2 separate regions of the Mus musculus genome follow, and region 2 is linked to region 1. A link is a loop called in an ENCODE intact Hi-C map of the cell type or tissue named here. Cell type or tissue: heart. All regions are shown on one strand. Each heading gives the region's core, and the rest is flanking DNA. Links, peaks and the distances in the headings are about the cores only. Region 1 holds the start of Dhrs4 (dehydrogenase/reductase (SDR family) member 4). Region 2 holds the start of Dcaf11 (DDB1 and CUL4 associated factor 11).

Evidence for each region. Hi-C counts contacts between places; a loop is a spot of excess contacts. Peaks named below come from ENCODE experiments on the same cell type or tissue, not always from the same donor. Only the 100,000 strongest peaks of a DNase experiment are listed, where the experiment ranks them.
Region 2: it touches region 1 in a loop (2.4-fold over the local background); 1 of 42 quality-filtered maps calls a loop at or near these places.

The regions. Positions count from the first base shown.
Region 1 is chr14:55,477,307-55,481,697 of GRCm38, forward strand. Dhrs4 (dehydrogenase/reductase (SDR family) member 4) reads left to right here and starts at 1,452. Exons shown (of 8, transcript NM_001037938.2): 1 at 1,452-1,727; 2 at 2,720-2,897. The coding sequence starts at 1,597. In heart, for the core only: CTCF peaks have their summits at 1,413 (motif pointing right) and 2,000; DNase peaks (open chromatin) are centred at 1,565 and 1,925; H3K4me3 peaks cover 1,576 bases; H3K27ac peaks cover 884 bases.
Region 2 is chr14:55,557,827-55,562,217 of GRCm38, forward strand. Dcaf11 (DDB1 and CUL4 associated factor 11) reads left to right here and starts at 2,203. Exons shown (of 15, transcript NM_133734.3): 1 at 2,203-2,295; 2 at 3,384-3,616. The coding sequence starts at 3,462. In heart, for the core only: CTCF peaks have their summits at 914 (motif pointing right), 2,216 and 3,014 (motif pointing right); DNase peaks (open chromatin) are centred at 2,155 and 2,945; H3K4me3 peaks cover 2,697 bases; H3K27ac peaks cover 2,350 bases.

The DNA.
Region 1 (4,391 bases), core at 225-4,224:
TGGGTATCACAGTGGTCATTTCCTGCCTGTCTGAAGATGAAGTCCTCAGTGGCTCTCAACCTGGCTAATGCTGCAACCCTTTAATTCAGTTCCTCATGTTGTGGCCCCCAGTCATAAAATTATTTTCATTGCTACTTCATAACTAATTTTTGCTACTGTTATGAATCATAATGAAAAAATTTGATATTTCCAATAGTCTTAGGCAAACCCAAAGGGGTTGTGACTCACAGGTTGAGAACCACTGGCAATAGACTTTGTGCCATAGGGAAAGATAGTGTCAGGCCTAGGCCAGCTGTCACAACTTATCACATTTGTCACCTGGCCTCCTCATCCCTCACTACATGGACACTGTGAGGAGCACAAGTGTCACCTCCACAGACAGTCTCAAAACATTCATTCATTTGCCCTTCTTGTATGTGATGTGTGGTGTGTGTGTGTGTGTGTTATTTTCTTACGCAGAGGGTCATCACACAAGGTTCACTCTCTAAATTCCTAACTAAGGTCCTAAGCCTGTCTCCCCAGGGCTTCTCAGCTGTGTAACATATCTTAACTGAAGGTTGGGTCTAGCCTCTATTAGTGGTCTCTGATTCGAGGGTCAGGATCCTTGGCAAGACTCTCCAGACACAGGGCAGATCTGGGTAGCTTCTCTCCAACTGTGCAGAGCAGAGCATTGCCCTTGGTCTCTGCTTTGATACTGTCCAATGGGCATCGTGGGGTGCTAGGACTGTGTCTGGTTATCCTGAGTGAGTGATGTTCTGGTTATCAGTACAGCCATGGGTGTAGTGGGGTTCCTGAATAAGCTATTTTTTACATGTCTAAAGGCATTTTTACTACGCTCATCATGGTGTGTTTCTGGGGCTGGGGGAGTAGGGTATGCACACATGTGCCTATACGAGAGGTCAACGTGGACTGTTTTCTACCACTCCCTATCTTATCTTTTTCTTGAGACGGGGTTTTTCACTGAGCCCGGAGCTCATGGATTGGCAAGACCAGATGACCAAAAGCCTCAACAATCATCTTGTCTGTGTATCTAAAGCTAGGAATACAGCTGTTAGGTGACAAGCCCTGCTTTTTATGTTAATGCTGAAGATCCAAACTCAGGCCAGCATGCTTGCTCAACAACCATTTTACCAAATGAGTTGTCTGTGCAGTCCTGCATACAAACCCAGGCTTTTTATAAAGGAAGAATTATTTGGAGTTTAAGGAAGCAAAACAAAAATAAATAAAATTGCAAAGCTTCCTCTCCAACGACTCTCCTAAGACCCCATCCCAAAAAAAGGTGGACCAGCAGAAGTGGGAGGAGCAGCTGGGGCACAGGAAAAGCTGGGGGTTCTGGTAGAAGAGGTGTGGGGGTCTTGAAGGAAACTTGGACTGAGAATTTGCGGGAGTCCCAAATCAGGCAAAGGGGCGCGGGGCGCCAGCAGGGAGCGCTCGCAACCGCCGCGGCTCCCGCCTAGTCCCGGGCCGTCGCAGAGCCGGTCCTAGAAGAGGGGCAGGCAGTCTGGGAAGTCAGAGCTCTCCCAGCTAGACCAGCCTCCCGCCCTTTGAACAGTCCCCTCCCCTAGCAGAGTTCAACCCAACCCCCTGGCCTGAACTATGCAGAAAGCGGGACGGCTGTTAGGTGGTTGGACTCAAGCGTGGATGTCGGTGAGGATGGCCAGTTCCGGGTTGACTCGTCGAAACCCTCTCTCCAATAAGGTGGCCCTGGTCACAGCCTCCACCGACGGGTGAGTACCAGAGCCAGAGTCTTCATCCAGAAACAAGTACTCTTTAACTCCTGGACTGTTGTCCTCGAGCCTCAGATGCGGCCAAAGGCCACCCCGAGGGAGAAAAAGGAAACCCACATGGTGGACCTGAAATCGCTCCGAATCCCCGACCTGGCCCTGCCACAGGCTAGCCCTTGTATCACTGTTGCCTTCGGCTTTGTGAGAGCTCGGCGCTGCCAGAAGGACCCAGGTCCCGGTGCTTCTGGGCTGCCCCAATCGACAGCTCCACCTAGAGTCTGGGAAGACCAAAACAACCAGTCACGGCTTCAAAGCTCTGCTTGCTGTTCTTGCTCCCTAGGGACCCCTTACCTGGATCCCGTGCCCAGATCTTTACTTCAGTCTGTATATTTGGGCCTCCGTGCCCAGCCTGTCTCACCCACCACTCTCAACTATCCAGTTTTTTAATCCCCACAGGACCTTACTAAATTAAAAAACTCCTTGAAAATCTGTAATGCAGATGTCTATGAAAAGCTAACATCTGGCTATTATAAAATATGTAATTGATATTTACATTTTGAGCCATGCTTTTTTTGGTGAAGGCCCCCCCCAAATATATCAAAAGATAGAATTGTGAGGTTGTAGTGTGGTAAGAGGTATTTGGGGATATGGGCTTCTTCCAGCAAGGCCCCTAAGTCCATGGCAACTGAACACTCATCTATTTCTCTCCCCTCTTTCCCAACTGGACATAGGTACAATAATCGGTCATGAAGGCTGTGGCAGGTGATGTCAGTCCCGGGAACTGGGGTAAAAGACAAGATCATAATAAAATCATCTGAGCTTATCCTTCTGTCCGCACCATTAAAAGCCTACTCTACCTAGTAGAAATGCGTGAAGCTCGAATACAGGGAGAGCGAGGGTCCAGTGCTGAAAGCCTGAAAGCAGAGCCCACGCATGCTCTCGCCCTCTTCTCTGCGGTAGAGGCCTTGACAGTGTGTCACCTTTTACCCTCGTAGGATCGGCTTTGCCATCGCCCGGCGCCTGGCTGAAGATGGGGCCCACGTGGTCGTCAGCAGCCGCAAACAGCAGAATGTGGACCGTGCAGTGGCCACACTACAGGGAGAGGGCCTGAGTGTGACTGGCATCGTGTGCCACGTGGGGAAGGCAGAGGATCGAGAAAAGCTGATAACCACGGTGAGCAGGCAGAATATGGGTGCTGGGCCAAGGCATGGCAGAAGGGAGGCAAGGCAGCCTGTGCCTTCCTGCCTGGTTTCTAGGACTGCATTGGTGAGATACAACCCATGCTGACCCCTGTTAGCATCCTAATGCTCACACCCAAACTCGTCCACCAATATTATTTTAAACATTAATTTCATTATGTTTCATTCTGAGTATGGTAGGGGAGTACTTGTTAGTGTAGGTGGCCATGGGGGCCAGAAGAGAGTCTTGAACCCTCTAAAGCTGGAGTTACAGGTGGCCATAAGCCACCTGATATGGGTGCTGGGGACTGACCTTAGGTCCTTTATGAGAAAAGTACATCCTTTTACCTACTGAGCCATCTCTCCAGACTCTCACCAATACATTTTTATTGTGTACCCTTTTCGGTTATGTCTGCATCCCAAAGTCTAAGTACAACCAGATTCTCCCGGCCAGAGATTCAAAAGTCGCTCTGGTCCTTCAACCTTGCATGATCCCTTAGATACCCTCCCCCCACCCAAAAAAAAAAAAATGCCTGCTCCTGGTTCCCTGGTCTGAGTTAATAAATGCTCTCCTGTTCTTTGGCTCATAGAGCTCGTGGGCACTGGGGAGAGGCAGTTCACTATGTTTCATTTACCTACTACAAGCCATTTCTTGTGTTCAGACCCTTATGTGGGCTTTTTGTTGTTAGTATTGGTTTGTTTTGTTTTAAGGGGGCCAGGAGCTTGTACTGGAGCCAGAGCGGTATGTAATTCATCTTGCAGCCCTGTCTAGCCATGAGCTTGCTCCCCCAGTGCTGGAAATACAAGTGTGGGCTACTCCACCCAGGCAAGGTCTGTTCTCCCTGTATTTACAGAGACTGTATCATCTCATCATCCAGAAAAAAAATACCTGTGATTCAGGACAAGCCAGCAGACCACCAGACACATCCTCCATTTATGTAGTGCCAAGCCTTGGGTGCCCAAATAAACTTTAGTCTAAGCCTGTGTCAGACTTGACACTTGGCACCCATCTCCAGCTGTGTAAGAAAATGTGAATCAAGCTGCAAAGACGGTGTGTCTCCCCCAAGTTTCAGGGTGTGCACTCTTCCCCCAAATCCAAGGGAGGACACCCTCACAGAGAAAGCACAGCCTGAGTGAACACATCAGACAGTTGGCAGAAATAATGTGGGCAGCCTTCTTGAAAGAGGGGGCCTTAACACTTGACTGAAGTGTGACATATAAAATAAGACAATTCCATTATTTATTTTTATTTTATGTATATGAGGGGTTTTTGCTGGCATGTGTGTCTCTACACTGTGTGTCAGAGGGTGGTGCCATATCCCTTGGAACTGGAGTTACAGGTGGTTGTGAACCACCATACAAGTGCTGGCTACCAAACCAGGGTCCCCTGTAAGAGCAGCCAGTGCTTTTAACCACTGAGCCATCTCTCCAGCCCCAAGATAATTTCATTTTTAAAGAACTGTGGACAAAGTCTTAAATGTGCATTGTA
Region 2 (4,391 bases), core at 192-4,191, 80 kb after region 1:
GCCAGGGCTAAGAAGCAGGCCGAAGAATTCCTTGCTGGCTAGCCAGTAGGGCCAATCAGCTAGCTCCAAACTAAGTGAGAAGCCCTGTCTCAAAAAATAAGTTGGTAAAAGTTTTTTAAAGACATGAAAGTAGGAGGAGGCTTGGAGGGGGGGATGGGGGGGCAGCTGGAGTGGCTGTGGTCAAGAGGCACTGTATATATGTATGGAATTCTCAAATAAATAACTTGGAAATTTTTGAGGAAGACACCAGACATCCATTTCAAGCCTCTACATCAACTGATACACATGTTCACATGCACCAGAACACACCTGAACACACAAACACACTACACACACATGCATCCACACATATATAACGATAATAAGGAAAAAATTTTACAGGCCTCTTTTCTGGACCTAATCATAATGTTTTGTTCATGTTCCACCTTAGCTATCATCCATTTTGTTATTTAATCACATAATGAGCTTGGATTTTTCAAATTTGTATTTACTTCTTTGGGTGGGTGTGGGTGAGTAGGGAGGTATGCATGAGGAGTTCTGAGAACAATTTGTAGGAGTCCATTCTCTCTCAAGTCATAAGACTTAGTAGTAGCTGGGCATGGTGGCACACGCCTTTAATGCCGGCACTTGGGAGGCAGAGGCAGGTGGATTTCTGAGGTCGAGGCCAGCCTGGACTACAGAGTGAGTTCCAGGACAGCCAGGGATTTACAGAGAAACCCAGTCTCGAAAAACAAACAAACAAACAAAAACAAAAACCCCAGACTTCCTAGTAAGCACCATTACCTAGCAAACACCCTTACCTGCTGAAGCATCTCACTATCTCACTGGCCCAAACTTGGTTATTTTTTTTAAAAGATTTATTTATTATTATATCTAAGTACACTGTAGCTGTCTTCAGATGCACCAGAAGAGGGCGTCAGATCTCATTACAGATGGTTGTGAGCCTCCATGTGGTTGCTGGGATTTGAACTCAGGACCTTCAGCAGAGCAGTCGGTGCTCTTAACCACTGAGCCATCTCTCCAGCCCTCGGTTATTTTTATTTTATGAAGAACTGCAGCAACATTGGGTTTTTGTTGTTGTTTGGTGTGTATGTGTGTGTGTGTGTGTGTGTTCAATGTATACACTGAACCCAGTATATACAGAATGCCAAGCAAGCACTCTCCCATAGAGACATATTCCTAACCCACTAAAAAATTCATTTCAGTGGCTACCAGGTATTTTTATAACTGTACAAAACTGACCATAATTTATTTAACCAACCTCTTATTGTATATTTGGATTTCTTTTATTTCCAGTATCCCACTATTATCAGTGATTGTTAAGCAGAACATACATTTTTATGTAGGTCCAAGTTTGATTACAGATAGCAGTATCACTAGGTCACAGTTTAGGGCTATGAGGGCTGGCTAGGACTGGTTAAAAAGATAAAGCATCTCTCAGATTAGACATTCTGAAAGGGTGTACCAGTAGAAATAAGGCACTTCTAGGCACATTTGATTGGCAGACAAAATTTTCGAATGAAGTAAAAAGACAATCAGGTTGGGAAGTCTGTATTTGAAGTAATAAAAAAACGAAAAAACAGTCAGCTCTTAAGAACGAAATACTTTTAAGAGTAGACTTGAGCAGATCAAGGAGTGGAAGAAGTCTGAAATGTGGAAAAACAGCCACTGTGAAAATAACCTCAAGTAATCAGTTAAAAAATATCTACAGAACTTGTAAGAACTAGAAGAGTAATAAGGAAGGAAAAATACTAAAATTATTACAGACTTTCCAGGCCAAATAACCCAAATACCTAGGAATCCTGAAAGTTCCGTGTATGTTTGAAATACCTGTCCACATAATTAATGGAGACCAGCCAAAGAACAAAATGCTGGGCGCTTGTTTACAGTTAAGAATTTTAAGGCAGTGACAACCTGCGTGGATCGGGAGAAAATGTTGGGGTCTCCGGCCTAGAGACCAGGAAACCTGACACAGAACCTGTCACATGCTCGCCCCGGGAGCTGAGGTGTCCTCGCGATGGCCCACCTCTGGGCCAAGGCCGACATCGCCCGCCTCTCTGGCCTAGGAAACCATCCCAGACAAGGTAGGGTTGGCCTTGGACTCACCCTAGTTACTCATAAACCAACGGGAGGTGGCGAGCGACAGAAGCCTAGGGACGGTCGGCAAAGCCCAGACCCAAGGGGCGCGTGCGCACTAAGGCAACCGGAAAGGCTCCGGGGACGGCCGCGGCACTTAGGGAGCGTATGCAAAGACCAAGAAAGGAAGCCAGGGGTCGTCAGACAAGACCCCCGCTGGTAAGCGTGTACACAGCAGGGTGGAGAGGCCCAGGTCCCACCAGTGAGGACTGCTTTCGACAGGCCGCTAGCGCTACAGCCAGGGGAAAACGGTTGAACTGGGGTTGCTGGGAGCTGAGGGAATAGGAGCGATTGGGCACGCAGTAAAAAACAAACAAACAAACAAACCACTCGAGGCCAAGCGACCTTAAGGGACCACCTCGCAGACTTGATGTCTAGTTCCGCTACGTCTAATGCAGGTCGCAGCCAATTCCAGTCCGCTACGACTAAACGCCCCTCTTGGGTTGAGCAAGTTCCCCAGCCCACCTATCAATCACAGGTCTCAGCTATCCAATCAGAGGGCCGAGGGGGAGGGACTGCTTGGAGCGTCGAGTGACGTCAGCAGGCCTGGCCGCCAGAAGCGTGACGGACGAGGCTCGCGACTGAGGAGCTGTTAGCCGGCGCCGCAGCGATAGTCGCTGTAAACAGGGCCTCGCCCCTGCGGGTCCTGCGACAGCTCCTGGCTGGTGGGTGGTCTCGCGTGGGGCGGTAACCGCCAGACGCCGGGGGGAGGTGCTTCTCCATTTTCCCTCCCCCTGTTGTACACACCCCCGGCGCACCACGTGGGCGTGAAGCTAAACTGGAGGGGGTGTTAGGCTGACTTCTAACCTCATTGGCTGTTGATGCTGCCGGCCCGTGCAAGAAATTGCTCTGATTGGTCAGTAGAGGGAGGCGTGGGGGGGGTCTGAGTTCTAACGCCTCTGGTTGGTTGTGTGAGATAAGCTAGTGAAATGCGTTCTTCCGCAAGGGGTTTTGATTGGTCAGTCGGAGAGGTTATCTGGGATTCAGCCATCCCGGGCCGGGGACTTTGATAGGTGAGTTTGGTTAGGAAAATGGGAAATTCCTCTTCGTGGACTCTGATTAGTACGGTAGGGTTGCACCCTAGGTTTCATATGGCTTTCTTTGCTTCACAGGATTGAGAAAGGTTTATGTTCCCGATACCCTGGGAGCTGTCATAGCTAAAGAGAAGGAAATCTCAGTCTCCTGGAGGGGTCACCCCTCTAAAGATAGCTTCTGCCCCGTTTCTGGAAACCCTGGTATTTCTACAGCAGGCTTTGCTTTCACCAAACCCAAGTTGGAGACAGGAGCAGCCCCTGCGCAAGACATAAGGATGCTGTAACCAGAAGATGGGATCACGGAACAGCAGCAGCGCCGGATCCGGGTCCTTAGAACCCTCTGAGGGCTTGTCCCGAAGAGGGACTGGCCTGCGTCGTAGTGAGGAAGAGGAAGAAGAGGATGAAGATGTGGATCTGGCCCAGGTACTGGCCTATCTCCTCCGCAGGTAACTTACCCTCTGCTGTGACACTAAGTGTCACAATGTCTTGACCTCAACTTCAGGCAGGAAAAGTGCAGAGGATAGGGAATGGCATTGTCCCAGGACAATGGTTGTGTTTGAACAGAACGACCTTTCCCTGCTGGATGTCCATACACTCTGCGTGGCTCCCTACCCAAAATGGTTCTTACAACTCTCATAGTTGAGGAGCTCCTAAGGGAAGCCTTTTCAGCTGTGACAACACAAATGTCATCAGTTTTCCAAGAAAATAAAACGAGAGAAGGGAGAGGGATTATGGAGGAAAGGAGAGATGTGAAAAGAGTTGGGAAGGGGGTGCTAAGTCACTTGCCATGTGAGATGAAGCCATGTGGATTTACTTGAAAAACAAGTTTACATCGGCCTTACTAGCCCTGCTCTTAAGAAAAGAATGCCCTCAAGGGGGTGACCACCAGGAACTAAGAACGTTTTGTTTGCTTGCCTACGGTTCCTTGGGAAAAGATGAACCTAGTATCCCTGCAGACCCTGTGTTCTGTGTTGCGTTCCTACACCGACGGCTGTGAGGGTTGTTGTTGTTGTCAGCTGGACAGAGTCTGAAATCACCTGGGGGACACGGCACACCTGGGCGGGATGGATTATTTAGCCTCTCTGGGCAGGCCTGGAAGGGATTATGGCGATTGGGTTCATTGGAGCAGGAAGACCCACTCTGAGCGTGGGTGGTGCCATTCCCATGTGGGTCCTAGACTGTATAAAAAGGAGAAAGCTAGCTAAACCCAACCATTCATCC